Regions from separate parts of the Homo sapiens genome. Here regions 1 and 3 are each linked to region 2. The links are chromatin contacts, found by Hi-C in ENCODE. All regions are on one chromosome and are shown on one strand. The core of a region is the stretch at or near the end of the contact, and the rest is flanking DNA. Distances in the headings are between cores, read along the strand shown.

What was found. Hi-C counts contacts between places; a loop is a spot of excess contacts on that map. Pooled maps may share reads with other maps.
Region 1: a loop to region 2 is called in a map of B cell, with 17 times the contacts of the local background. The contact joins the promoter of COPG2 here to the promoter of SLC35B4 in region 2. A Hi-C loop is called at or near these places in 2 of 168 maps with a recorded cell type or tissue (B cell and naive thymus-derived CD4-positive, alpha-beta T cell) and 8 of 50 pooled maps.
Region 3: a map of B cell shows a loop between it and region 2 (13-fold over the local background). The contact joins the promoter of CREB3L2 here to the promoter of SLC35B4 in region 2. A Hi-C loop is called at or near these places in 3 of 168 maps with a recorded cell type or tissue (B cell and naive thymus-derived CD4-positive, alpha-beta T cell) and 8 of 50 pooled maps.

What each region holds. Positions count from the first base shown.
Region 1 is chr7:130,667,245-130,670,009 of GRCh38, reverse strand. It overlaps COPG2 (coat protein complex I subunit gamma 2), which reads left to right and starts at 1,262. Exons shown (of 24, transcript NM_012133.6): 1 at 1,262-1,378; 2 at 2,476-2,528. The coding sequence starts at 1,342. It overlaps TSGA13 (testis specific 13), which reads left to right. Exons shown (of 8, transcript NM_052933.4): 8 at 827-1,367. The coding sequence ends at 996. RefSeq lists silencers at 890-999, 1,090-1,679 and an enhancer at 1,950-2,059.
Region 2 is chr7:134,315,501-134,318,438 of GRCh38, reverse strand. It overlaps SLC35B4 (solute carrier family 35 member B4), which reads left to right and starts at 1,509. Exons shown (of 10, transcript NM_032826.5): 1 at 1,509-1,764. The coding sequence starts at 1,688. RefSeq lists an enhancer at 989-1,718 and a silencer at 1,799-1,968.
Region 3 is chr7:138,000,396-138,003,385 of GRCh38, reverse strand. It overlaps CREB3L2 (cAMP responsive element binding protein 3 like 2), which reads left to right and starts at 1,300. Exons shown (of 12, transcript NM_194071.4): 1 at 1,300-1,782. The coding sequence starts at 1,681. LOC124901752 (a long non-coding RNA gene) reads right to left here and starts at 1,079. Exons shown (of 3, transcript XR_007060551.1): 1 at 996-1,079. RefSeq lists enhancers at 1,001-1,050, 1,281-1,350, 1,441-1,530, 1,079-1,676, 1,621-1,760 and 2 more.

The DNA of each region.
Region 1 (2,765 bases), core at 13-2,512, 3.6 Mb after region 2:
TTACCCACCTTGAGAACCTCTGGGCCTATTATCTACACTGTCTCTGCCTAGGTTCCCAATACCCTTGGGCCAAGGAAGAGGAAGAGGATGTTTCCTTCCCCAAAGCCTGTTTATTTTCACCCCCAGAATAAATGAGTGCAGACTTCTATTTCCTTCAAAGAAAACTCCACCTACAAAGTATGACTTGACCTTTACAAGCCATATAAAGCAAACATAGTAGTTAATAGTACATTTAGTCAAGTCGGAGTTAAATCTTAAATGATACCATATGTAGGATATCAACAGTTCATCTTAAATCTGTATTTCAGGGAAAGAATTTCTCTAGGATGTAGAATGTAATCTAGGTTAGAATTTCTCTAATTTTGCAGGGGCACGATCCTGTTGAGTATAGACCCAATTTACATTTCTAAACAAGTTATGCCAGTGAAGCCAAAGGCAGACAAAGTTTCTTAGCTACACTCTTAGACAAGAGAACAGAAAGCCAGCATACACTCTGAGAAAAAGAGGAACATGAGTTAGGAATGAATGCACGTTAATTTAGTGAGTTTCTTAAGTGTCAATATGGTTTCAGATGGAATCATTGAAAGAAATAGGCTTGAACAAGGAAGACTCTAAACTGGCAATGAATTTTCCACTGGGTTTTGATGAAATGAAGGAATCCAAAAATTATAAAATAGGTTGGGAATGGTATTACACGGTCCAAAATCTACCCTCTAAAGACCAGCCTCTGGTCCCTCCAAGTGCGTCTCCTTTACATCTCACATTAAGTATCCTTCGAGTACTTCTGAAAAGCCACATTCACCAGGGTGCCTGTGCTTTGTCGTAGCTTCCAAGAAGTCAGCGAGTGAAAGGCCAATTTCCAAAGTGATTCGGGAACCACTGACACTCGCATCGCTCTTGGAAGACATGCCCACCAGAACCGCGCCCGGGGAGAGCGCCTTCCGCAACGGGAGGGCCCCGCAGTGGATTATCAAAAAGGCCACGGTCATCGGGTGAACACAGACCCCTCAGTCCTCCCGCCTCGCTCTCTTGAGACTGAGGGGTCCGCAGAAGTCGCCACCCAAATAAAACCACATTCCTGCTGCTGCGGGCGTGGGCTCCCGGGTCGCAAGCCGGGAGGGTCGAGCCGAAGTCTCCGGCGGGCCGCAAGAGGAGAAGGGGGCGTGGCTGCGTCCCGGGGGCCGAGGGCGGCCGGGGAGGGCGGGCCTTGGCCCCGAGTGAAGGCGCGGCGGCCCAACCGGCGTGAGAGCGCGGGGCCGGCCTTCCTGCAGCCTCTTCCGCTCGCCGGCTGCGGCGCCTGGGACGGTTGCGGTGGGTCTGGGCGCTGGGAAGTCGTCCAAGATGATTAAAAAATTCGACAAGAAGGACGAGGAGTCTGGTACGCGCGGGGCTTCCGAGGCCCACCCTCAGCCGCGGGACGCCCCTTCCCCCGCCCGCCGCCACCTGCTTTCAGGCCGGCGGGGCTGGGGGCGTGGGCGCCGCCGTGCCAGGGGGCCGGAGCTGGAGCCGGCCCCTCCCCTCCCCTCGCGGCTGCCCGGGGCCTGCCCGTAGCCCCTCCCCCGGGCGCCGGAGCCTCCCTTCGGGCCGCGCGCTCCCGCCCCGGCGCCCGCGCGCGCCCCGTTCCCGCCCCTCTTGCGGCGCAGCCCCTCCGAGCCGCCTCCTCCCCTGCGCGCGGGCCTCCGGCGGGGGCCGAGGGCGTGCGCGCGTCTCCGCGTCCAGGGGTGCTGGTAGGGTCGGACCCCTAGTGGGAGCACCCTGTTCCCGGGGCTGGGGTCGACGGCACAGGGTGTGTGTGGAGGAACGTTCAGGTGCCTGGTACCTTATCGTTTTCCTGGGGTCACCGGCTCTGTCCAGGTCCCCGGGGGCAAGACTGTCCCGTGGGACACAGCTCGTTGAATGCTCAGGTGTCCAGAAGTGACCTGCGTCTTGATGCCCGTCTTTGGTCCAGAGCAAATGGGGAAGATGCCAAGCATCCTCAAAAAGAAAAAAATTCTCAGTGTTTGGTAGCATCTCCCACAGTGTGAGAGGGGGTTGGGTTAGTCAACCTCCATGGCCTCTTGCACCTTTACGCCTGCATGATTCTCTGGGAAACTTCGTTTCTGCCTCTCCTTAAGTGTTAGAAACACATAAAATACTGCTTACCTAAGGAAATCAAAAGCACCCTACTACAATCTCATTAATCTTCGTTGTTGTGGAAATGACACATTTTTAACATTCATGGAAAAAGAGGGCAGGGAAAGAAGACACTCATTTTGGAGAGGGTTGCTGCGAAAGAGAAGTCTCAGCTCTTCGAGTATGGCAGTGACAGAGCCGGGATCAAAATGATTTCATTCAGTTCGTATGCGTATTAGCCATGATTATCACTGTGCCATCCAAGTGTTCACTTCCCAAGCATTCAGTACCCTTCTCTGGAAAGTATATAAGTTTGTGTAGAACAGCTGTTCAGGACATTTTTTTGTTTTGTTTTATAAATAGGTAGTGGCTCCAATCCTTTCCAGCATCTGGAGAAGAGTGCTGTTTTACAGGAGGTATGACTGGGAAGTATCTTGTGCCCTTTCTTTTCTATTCTGTTTTAGAGTGGTGGGCAGAGAATCCCTGGGCTGCTGTGATCACGACATGCAAAACAAGAAACGTAACAGAGTTTAGGGAATATAGATTTGAGGGAAAAGAAAGAGGGGTTACTTGTCACAGGAGAATTTGGAGCTTATAGAAATGCAAAGACATGAAGACTGTCACAGGTTGGGAATTTTAAATGTAAGAACAGG
Region 2 (2,938 bases), core at 260-2,759:
TATATACGTGTATATATGTATATATAATTCATTGTTTAATGTGCCAGCACTGTGCAAACTCAAGACGGGTGCTCATTAAATACTGAATTTCACAGGTAGTAGGCTTTCTATTTATGTTAGTTCTTCTTCCTACTCACCTTTTTAAGGCAGCAGTTCTCAAATTCTAGAATGCATTAGAATTAGAACGTGGAGTGCTTGTTAAAAATACAAGTTTCTAGAACCCATACACAAGGATTTTGACTTGGTAGGTCTAAAGCGAGACCCAATAATCTGCACTCGATAACGAGTACTTCAGATGATTCCAATGTGATCTCCCAGTCACGGACTGGGAAAAAAGCATTCCAAACTATTTTGTAGATCTCGAGAAAGACTTCAGAATGTTCGTGTCTCACAGGAAATAGCAAAAACAATATAGCATTCCAAAATCCTACCTAGCTTTGTACCGTGTACTTTGCTATTGCTGTTGGATTCAATTACAACGGAAATATTTGATGTGGTAAAATACTGAGCAGTGATGCTAACCTTTTATAGTAGACACTGGGAAGCAGAAAGGAAGTGTAAACACGTTTCCCTTAAAAACTAGTCTTGCTGGGTGGATAAAGTGTGCATACCTATTTTACAAATAAAGAATAGTGCCGCACTAGCTTATGTACGTAATATGTGCTTAACAAACATTTGTTCATTGAGTAAGTAAGAGTCAAGTCGAATGGCTCAGATTGTAAGTGCTATGAGAATTCCACTGTAAGAAGAGGGAAGTATGCCTTCTTTTCACCATTAAAGATCTGATTGCTGATATTGGCATTTTTGCCAGTAGAAGAGCCTGGACGTTGGCAGTTTTCAAAGCCCCCAGGTGATTTGACTGCGCAGCTAAGTTTGAGAACCACGGAGGTAAAGGAAGGGAGTACCTTAAAGAGCTAGGATTAGGGATAATATCAATAGATCACCTTTAAGGCTGCACCTCAGCCTAATTAAATCAGAATCGCTGGGGGTGGGACTTGGCTATCAGTCATCTTTAAAGCTCTCCAAGTGATTCCAATGTACAGACGTGGTTGAGAGCCATTGCTTTACTTGAATTCTCAGTGGTTCTTAATCCTGGCAGCATAATAGAGTCACCAAAGATACATATATATATATCAGTTCAGGAAGCAGAGTTGTTTCAGATGCTAGAACACCTCCAACGAGCAGTCACAGCTCTGTAGTTCTAGTGCCGCCGCTGCCAGCAAGTTTGTTGTGACCCTGGCGGCCGAGTTACTTTCAGCGCTCTGGGCGGTCTCGCAAGAAACACTGACGCTTTGGGACTTCATTTCCCAGCAAGACCCGCGGCCGCCTATCGCGCGAGTCATGCCGGGCACCTCGTCCCCCTGTCCTCTCTGGCGGAGCTGCCTGGCGGAAGCGGGAACGTCGCATCCTGAGGTAAAGGTGCACGGCATCCTGGGACATGTAGTCTGGCCGGGGCTCGGACGCCCCCTCGGATGAATGGGACCGAAGCTGACTGCGAACTACAGCTTCTTGGCAGCGTCGGTGTTGGCCGCGGGAGAAGGGGAGACCGCGGCGGCCCCCAGTGAGAGCGGCTTTCCAGGACGGTGCGATGTGCTGCGCAGCGAAGAGGCAGGAGGCCGGCTTCCTGGGGTAGCGGTACAGGCGGGCGCTTACTCTGTGCGCTTGCTTCCCCAACCCTGCACCGGCCATGCGCCCGGCCTTGGCGGTGGGCCTGGTGTTCGCAGGCTGCTGCAGTAACGTGATCTTCCTAGAGCTCCTGGCCCGGTGAGTGACCCGCTCGGGCCGCACCCGGTCTCCCGGGGCGGGGCGGAGGAAGCCAGAGGAGAGGTCCCCCCGGGACGCGCCCACGCCCTGTCCCCACCCCGCCGCCCACGGAGCCCGGGGCAGGACGGCCTGAGCCCCCCAGCAATCCGTCCTGTCTGGGCAGCCTGGGACCCCGCTGAGTCCGCTGCTTCCCAAAACTGCGCACCGGCGGCAGTCCCGCCTAACAGTTTCAAAGCATTCCTGCGAGGGGAAGACTCAGGGTGTTGCTGTCGTCACCCCTTTTCCACACTCGGGGGGTATTGAAGTCTGAAGAGTTTTTCACATGACCAGTCCAAGGTCGGCAGAGAGCTAGTGTCAGAACCAAGGTTCCTTCACCAAACCACTCTCTCTTCCTTCCCATCCAACTCTAGCTCTTTTTTCGATCCTGTTAAATGGCACAGGCTGGACTTGAGCAAAGGTTTTTGACTTGTAAAGCAGTCTGACTTTGTACATACTGCAAAGAAAGTTTTATTTTTATTACGGCATCCTGCAAAGCATTTGCTTTATTGGCCTTGGAAATGGTTATGAGTACTTTGCCCAAACATACATAAATGATGCGGTAGAACAGATTTTTATGTAGAAGATCAGTCCACGTGACCCGAGAGTGCTCTTTGAGGTGGCTTGCAAAAAGACAAAAAAAAAAGCAAGTAGAAGATTGGTCCAAGTGACCTGAGAGGGCTCTTTGAGGTCACTTTGAATGTGCAAAGTTCAGTGGATAGAAGCTATAACAGAAGAGACAACAGGTGGTGTGGAAAAGCCTCCAGGACTAAAAAGCTGGGTTGTGAATTTCACTCTTGGCTCCGTCGTCCACTGGCTGTGTAGCCCTTCAAGTCACTTAGCCTCTCTTGGGCTCCTTTTCCTGGCAGTAAAACAATACCTATAGTGTTCTCTAGCTCGTGTTTCTGAATCTATACATTACAAGTTGAGTATCCTTCATTTGAAATGCTTGGGAACGGGTGTTATTTGGTGTTTTTTGTTTTTTGTTTTTTTTTTGGATTTGGGAGTATTTGCATATACATAATGAGATATTTTACGGATGGTACCCAAATCTAAACACAAACTCATTTGTGTTTCTTATACACCTTATACACATAACCTTAGCTTGAAGGTAATTGTATACAATATTTTTAATAAT
Region 3 (2,990 bases), core at 51-2,550, 3.7 Mb before region 2:
CCCAGAAGATAGGACCAGACAAATGCAATAGTTTATATGATAAACTGCTGCTTTAAAGACAACATAGAGTTCAAAGACATTTGTCTCCACCCGCCAAAAAATACTTGCCAAGGAAACAACACAATAGCTAATACCTGAATGTGCCATTGTAAGAAACTTCTAGAGCTAACTGGCAAAGACCTGCTTTTATATTTAAGATAGGTAAACTATATTTTTGGAATTAAAAAGGAGGAAGAAGAATCACAGTGTTCGGGGGAATTCCTTTAGAACAGGCCATCTCTTCCCTATTCTAGGAGGCAGGCCTGGTGCTCTGGCCCTGGCTCACCTTTCTGGCCTTTCCCACCCCTCCCTGCCAAGCACCTCTGCTGCAGCCACACTGGCCTCCCCAGCAATCACGTGAATACCAGCTTCCCCCGAAATCTCATTTCCTTTAGGAAGAACTTCCCTGATCAGCACGTAAAATAGCATCGATCTTGACGCATCCTGTTTTCCTGCTTTTATTTTTCTTTATAGCAATTTCCACTTTCTGAATTTAAATGTTTATTTCTTTGTTTATTGCCTGACTCCTCTGAGATAAAAGCTCTATGAATTCAAGGACTGGGCTCACTTCTGTAGGACCTGGAAAAGCATGCCATTGACTCTTATCAAGCAGATGAAAGAAAAACATACAATAAGTGAAGTCCATAAAAAATAGAAGAACCCAACAGAAAATGGGCGAAAAAGGTGAAGAACAATGACAATTTCCTAGAGCTGCACTAATATAAATGTATGTGCATGAGGAATATTTGTATTTTTGTATAATATGTAATCCATTAAAAAAATTCCGAGAGATTCAAATGAACTAAAGTACTCGAAAATGTTTAAGCCCCCCGCGCAACAACTCTCGCGCCCCCTGTCGGCGCGCTGGTAAATTTCTGAGGATTCTCAGCAAGAGGACTGAACTCACCCTCCCTCTTTTACAAAATGTATTCTTGTCGCTATTTCATTGGCTGTACCTTTCAGACGCCCCTTTCACATTAGTCAAGCCTCCAGTCCATCACTTCCGGACCCAAGCCCTCTATTGGTCAGCTGTAGGCGACAGCAGACAGCGGGCCGCGCTCAAGCAGGAGGAGTTCCTCGGTGACGTCACAGACACTCCCCGGCTACATTCCAAGGCGTGGGCGGAGACTTCCCGCGGCCTCTGCCTTTGGGGGCGGGACAAAGCCGAGAATGAGACTTCTGATTGGGTCTGCTAGGCAAGGCGGATATCCAATTGGTCAAGCCTTGGAGGGAGGTGGGGCCGCAGCTGGGTCCTGGAGCAGAGCCGAGGAGCCCTGGGGTCCCTCAAAGTTTGTGTCTGGAGCCGTAGCGGCAAGTGGGCTTGCGGCTAAGGGATTTTCCTGGGATGAGAGCGGGTCTTCTGCCTTCATTTTGGATGCACATCCCGCTTTAGCCCCGGCAGCCTTTGGTCCGGCTCGTGTCCCTGGGGATTCTCGGATCTCCGAGGACACCGGACGGGAGCGCTTGGCCATCCTCTCTCCGGCAGAGGAGCAGACGTTTGCTTTCCAAGTGCAAAACTACAGACACGCGCGCGCACACACGCAAGCACACGCGGAGAGAGAGGAACCTTGCCGGTCCGAGGCAGCTCTGCGCGTCCCCTCCTGCGCTTAGCATCCTCGGCCCAGCGCGGCCCGCACCGCCATGGAGGTGCTGGAGAGCGGGGAGCAGGGCGTGCTGCAGTGGGACCGCAAGCTGAGCGAGCTGTCAGAGCCCGGGGACGGCGAGGCCCTCATGTACCACACGGTGAGGACCCGGCGGGCGGGGCAGGAGGGCTTTCAAAGCGGGCAAGTGTTGTCACGCGAGGAGCAGCTGGAGTCCTGGGACCCGGGAAGGCAGGGTTTGGGGCAGGGCATGGTCAGAATCAAGAGGTCCTGGGCGAGGTGTACTTTAATGTCTGAGCAGATGAAGGCGGGCAGCTGGCCCCTTTACATTTCTCATGAGAGTAATGCCACTTTGTATTCCTTTAACAATTCATGCTTTTTTCCCTGAGGCTTTTTCCATCTGTAATATCATTTGCTGTTGTTAACAGTACTGTAATGCGGGAGAGGGAGTGTGTGTTTTGAGAATAACATGCCTCCGCCTAGTTTGCTATTGATTTTTTTTTGAGGTTTTCAAAAACTGGACAAGATTAAGTAGCATTTCCTTTTCATCTGTCTCGTATTCTCTCTCCCTCTCTCCCTCCCTTCCTCTTCTTTCATATTTATATTTTAAAAAGTACACGTGTGTGTGTGTGTGTGTGTGTGTGTGTGTGTGTGTGTGTGTGTTGAAAGGGCTCCTCTACGTTAGGGAGAAAGGCGGCTTTATTTGCTTTCTTAAACTGTACGACCAAGAAGTCTCCTTCCTCCCTCTTCGGAGGAAAAACCAGCAGAGGAGTATGGAAAATCTGAGACAGTTGCATATTTAAGAAAGGCTCTGGGGAAGGTGGGACAGCTCACCAGTTGCTTGTTCAGTCTTATACTAATGCCTCAGAGATCTCTTGGGGGATTAAGCTGTCCCAGAGCACGCACATTTCTTTTAAAGTTTTTAATGTCAAGTTTTTGGTATTAAGTTTGCAAAATGAAATTTTGTTTTCAATAGCCAGCACTGATCATAGGACTTTATGCAAGATCTCTTTGTTTGATTCTTATCCATGCAGACGTTTGTAATGGGGGTGGGGCTGGGGTGAGGGGGGACACTAATGAGAAAACCACTGGAGGCTTGGCTGCTTCCCCTTCACGCTTTTTTAATGGGGTCAGTACCAAGATATTTGAAACTTTCGCAAAATGGCCTGCAGGCTCCACCTCTTTGGCCTTTGACTCTGGCTGACGTTATTTTGAGACAAGGAATGAGGGCCTCCCTGCTGATTCCCACCGAAGTATTTGTGGTGGCTGAGAGTGGCTTGTTTAAAAAAAATGCAGAGTGCAGGGCTGAGAGGGAGTGGTAGTTCATGCTGGGGCAAAAGCCAGATGTTC